Regions from separate parts of the Mus musculus genome. Here region 1 is linked to region 2. A link is a loop called in an ENCODE intact Hi-C map of the cell type or tissue named here. Cell type or tissue: left cerebral cortex. All regions are shown on one strand.

What was found. Hi-C counts contacts between places; a loop is a spot of excess contacts. Peaks named below come from ENCODE experiments on the same cell type or tissue, not always from the same donor. Only the 100,000 strongest peaks of a DNase experiment are listed, where the experiment ranks them.
Region 1: a loop joins it to region 2, with 9 times the contacts of the local background. A loop is called at or near these places in 2 of 42 quality-filtered maps.

Annotation. Positions count from the first base shown.
Region 1 is chr1:175,040,517-175,043,016 of GRCm38, reverse strand. No RefSeq gene overlaps it. Among named protein-coding and RNA genes, the nearest start is that of Grem2, 120 kb to the right of the region's middle. In left cerebral cortex, a CTCF peak has its summit at 1,398 (motif pointing left); a DNase peak (open chromatin) is centred at 1,385.
Region 2 is chr1:175,869,333-175,871,832 of GRCm38, reverse strand. Gm36360 (a long non-coding RNA gene) reads left to right here. Exons shown (of 3, transcript XR_373723.2): 3 at 1-215. Among named protein-coding and RNA genes, the nearest start is that of Gm36360, 10 kb to the left of the region's middle. In left cerebral cortex, no CTCF peak of the experiment used is centred here; a DNase peak (open chromatin) is centred at 941.

The DNA of each region.
Region 1 (2,500 bases), 830 kb after region 2:
ATATGTTACAGAATTGGATGGCTGAATTTGAACAGATCCTTCGGGAATTGAGACTTCAGGTCAACTCCACGCGCTTGGACCTGTCGCTGACCAAAGGATTACCCAATTGGATCTCCTCAGCATTTCCCTTCTTTAAAGAATGGGTGGGATTGATATTATTTGGAGATACACTTTGCTGTGGATTAGTGTTGCTTCTTTGATTGGTCTGTAAGCTTAAGGCCTAAACTAGGAGAGACAAGGTGGTTATTGCCCAGGCGCTTGCAGGACTAGAACATGGAGCTCCCCCTGATATATGGTTATCTATGCTTAGGCAATAGGTCGCTGGCCACTCAGCTCTTATATCTCACGAGGCTAGACTCATTGCACGGGATAGAGTGAGTGTGCTTCAGCAGCCCGAGAGAGTTGCAAGGCTAAGCACTGCAATGGAAAGGCTCTGCGGCATATATGAGCCTATTCTAGGGAGACATGTCATCTTTCATGAAGGTTCAGTGTCCTAGTTCCCTTCCCCCAGGCAAAACGACACGGGAGCAGGTCAGGGTTGCTCTGGGTAAAAGCCTGTGAGCCTAAGAGCTAATCCTGTACATGGCTCCTTTACCTACACACTGGGGATTTGACCTCTATCTCCACTCTCATTAATATGGGTGGCCTATTTGCTCTTATTAAAAGGAAAGGGGGAGATGTTGGGAGCCGCGCCCACATTCGCCGTTACAAGATGGCGCTGACAGCTGTGTTCTAAGTGGTAAACAAATAATCTGCGCATGTGCCAAGGGTATTTTGTGACTACTTGTACTCTGCCTTCCCCGTGACGTCAACTCGGCCGATGGGCTGCAGCCAATCAGGGAGTGACACGTCCGAGGCGAAGGATAATTCTCCTTAATAGGGACGGGGTTTCGTTTTCTCTCTCTCTTGCTTCTTGCACTCTGGCTCCTGAAGATGTAAGCAATAAAGCTTTGCCGCAGAAGATTCTGGTTTGTTGCGTCTTTCCTGGCCGGTCGTGAGAACGCGTCTAATAACACTTGGTCTTTCTTGTCCCTGCCTGACTCCCTTGGGTATTATAGCTGGCCTTAATTTAGGAATATAGCATGGATTCATGAAAAAGTGTATCAACAATCTGTTTCTTGGGTACAAAGTGAGCAAACTTGTCTTTGATGTTTTAAACAAGACAAAATACAGGAATGTGAGTCACAAACTCAGGCCTCAGATAAAATTGGTCGCCTTGTGGCATAGTCTAAACCCAGGTTAGTGTAATCCCTGTGGACAGTTGTCAAACTCACTGAAAAAGGAGAGCAGAAAAAAAAAAAAAAAAAAAAAAAAAAAAAAAAAAAAAGAGTTTCCCAGTCCTAGGGAGAGTGTAATCCCTTCTAATCATTTGACAAGCCCGACATCTAGTGGCCAGCTGATATTTCTAAGGCAGCTGATGGAGCCAAATCCATCTTAGCTTGAAGTGCTGTGTGGAAATTGGGTGGATCTATAACTGTCGAGGTCAATGGTCAATGTTTCTGTAAACAGTGCAGAATGGAGAGTATGAAAGTCACCTTGGTGGGTGTGGTATCCTTCTCTAATCCAGTGATTTATCTTTGCCGGGAACTAGAGTCTCAAGACAAGAAAAAGGGTTGGAGATAAAATGCAAAGAGAAAGAGCTTGGGGCAGTGCCTGTTAGCTACCTGTGCCATGTGACCCCACCTCTAAGTCCTCCACTGGGTGTCAGAGTACATCAGACCTGCCTGCCCAGTGGCCCTGAATTGTAAGCAACAATTTCACAGATGAAATGGAAAGTGAGTGTCTTTTGGAGTTGTCAGATATTTACCAACAAAAGGGGAAAGGAATAAGTGAATACCCTATATTTTAAAAAGTTTTTTTTTTTTTTTTTTTTTTTTTTTTTTTTTTTTGGTTTTTTGAGACAGGGTTTCTCTGTATAGCCCTGGCTGTCCTGGAACTCACTCTGTAGACCAGGCTGGCCTCGATCTCAGAAATCCACCTGCCTCTGCCTCCTGAGTGCTGGGATTAAAGGCGTGCGCCACCACGCCCGGCAAAAAGTTATGTACTTTTAAGATTCCATTTCTCCCTTCCCTTTTTTTCCTACAAAACTCTCATGTACTCCTCACTTACTTTCTTCCAAATTCATGGCCTCTTTTTTCAGTAATCATTGGTGTGTGTGTGTGTGTGTGATACAATGAACTATTTTGGCCTAATTGAAAGTTAAAAAAAATCACAGAGCAATCATTTGTTATTTTCTTATTTTGTTTATGAGAATTTGATAACTTGTATTTGGCTCCAGAGTAAATTATAGTTTCTTCTTTTGATATGAGTCTGAGTTTTTATTGTTTTGTCTGTCTGTCTGTCTGTCTGTCTACACTAGAAATCTATAGAGCCTTCTCCAAGACTCCTTGCCTGAGCCAAAGTGCTGTGCCATAGTGAGTGCCTGAGAGGACAAGCTTATGTGTGGCTTTGAGGTGAAGGAAGGAACAGAGGGCACCAGACACCGGTTAAACTGTGCTGT
Region 2 (2,500 bases):
ATTCCCCTGAGCTGAGACGGAGCCTTGCCATCACAGAGTCATTAGAGACTGCCTGCCACTCTGGGAGCTTTCCCAGCCTGAAGCATTGTGTCATTATTAAGAATCTCACCAAGGATGAAGAGTTGGACTCTCTGTGGTTTGGAGGGGGCTTGTTACCCACGAGGACTTGTGTTGGTCTGCAACATGACCATAATAAAACATTGTGGAGTCTCTAAGAGATGGAGCTTATTTCTCTGCTTCTGAGGTAATTAGGACATCTGTGGTGCTGCCTAAGGAAGGGGCTAATGTAGTCCTGTGGGATGCCCACTAGTCCTGAAAGAGTGCTCTCTGGCTTCCTGAGGTCTCACCATGTGACCTGTTGCTCTAACTTGTCTCTCCACTATGGTGTAATATAGCCAGTCCCTCATAAAGCTGACTGGATCATGGCACCATAGTCTTGGATACCCCAAACAGTAGCTTAAATAAGGTTCTGTTCTTTGCAAGTCATGCCTCCTTGGATATTTTGTCTCAGCGACAGAAAATGGACAAGACACTTGGATGTGATCCCGGAGGACCTGCCCCGATTAGTTATGTTGACTTACTGGGAAAAGAATTTTGAAGGCTAGAGTCAGGAAGCACAGAAGCACTATTGATAATATTTCTAATCTGGAAATAACTCAGACCTGTCAATAATAGAAAGAATGAATTATAATGCATTTCCATAATGGAATACTGTATAGGAATGTAAAAAGGGAATTTATAGGGTCTCTAAATAATATGGGTATATTTTCAAAAACAATTTTGAGGTAAAATGGTCAAATGCTAAGTAAGGTCTAAGGCCATAAAATCCTCCTAATTCCATGGCCACTGTAGCAGCTAACAACTGGATCTGAGTATTCCTCCTCCACTCCGGATGCTCCCCGTTTCCTAGGTAACTGGCTCCAACTTATCATGGTGAAGAATACAGGCTCCTGGAATGAGGCAGGTCCAGCTTGAGTCACATTTTACTCACATCCGATAATAGCCTTAGACCATAACAACACCTATTTTGCCTGGCTTTGGCTTTTCTTTTGCAAAAGAGCCAATAATAATAAGAAGAAGAGCTGTTTCTCAGCTTTGCCTTGAAAACCCCATGAGGGAGCCAAGCATGGTTCTGAATAAAAGTTGATTCTTTTCCTTTTTCTCTTTCCAAATCTTACTCAAAAAAAAAAAAAAAAAAAAAAAAGAAAGTCATACAAGGATTTGGTTAACTGAAAACTTTGAAGAAGTTAGTGTGGCCCCTTTGTGTTTCTGGCTCTGCATAGTGACTACCCAAAGGCACCGAGTATAGAGCTGAAACACTGGTCCCTTTACACTCCATCTGTGTCACCTGTAAAACTGGGATCAAATGTGCAACAACACCAGAGGACACACATGAGCATTAAATAAGTGTGAAATTTGTACGACACATTTGGAACATACAAGGTGTGCCCTGTGTGTCATAATTCAGGACAGACACAGTAAAGCTTATTACATAGAAAGGCAGACAAATGGGGTGGGGGTGGGGTAGGTGCCAGTATTCCAGTCCTCGGAAAGACAGCTTTGCCATATGCTTTCTCAAAAATATATTTTTGGTGCCAGCCACATTAATTTTCAGAAGTGTCACTTGGTGTTAAGATGTTATATAGTGATTTTATTTTCACAGTAGAAAAAAAGGAGGCTATTGAAATCATCTTCACAGTAAAAGGTAAGAAGCAACTCTTATTGCTCTGGAACCTTATATTTTACAGTGTTTGTATAATACTCATATCGATAATGTTTAGGTTAGTTTTACTGAAAAACACTCTTACAAGTAGCTATCTTAGTCAAACGTCTAAGCTCTGAAAAACGCCATGAATGTTTTATTTATTTATTTATTTATTTATTTATTTATTTATTTATTTATTTTTGAGATGGTGCAGTGGCTAATGCTGATTTTCATCTCAATACAATCACCTCAGATGCTAGGCTCTGAACACATCTGTAAGGGATTGTCTAGACTAGCTTAACTGAGATGGGAAGATGGACCTAAATTATTCGTGGTGCCATTCTGTGGCCTGGGATCACGGTCAGAATGAAAAGGTAATAGTGAGTTGAACACAGAATTCATTTCTGCTTCCTGCCATGGATCCAGTGTGTTAGCATGTTTGGTTTATACAGTGCTGGGGATCAAACCCAAGGTCTTATGCATGCTAAAGCAAGCACTCTAGCCACCGAACTACACCCCCAGCCCATCTGTGACTATTTTAGATGCAGGCTATTGACAAATTTAAATGTCTATCCATTCATTCTGTCAACATGGCCAACAGGCAGATAATTAAAATATAAAATATGTCAAATTATTGTATGTATCTTGGAGAAACATAAGCCAGAGAGTGGAAGATTTGAGCGACTCAAGGTAGGATTAGGATCTTCCAATTTAAAATGGCTTAGCAGGGTTAAAAGAAAGGAACCCATTGTTAAGGAAGGGCCCAAAACAAGGAAAGGACACTACATGCCAAAT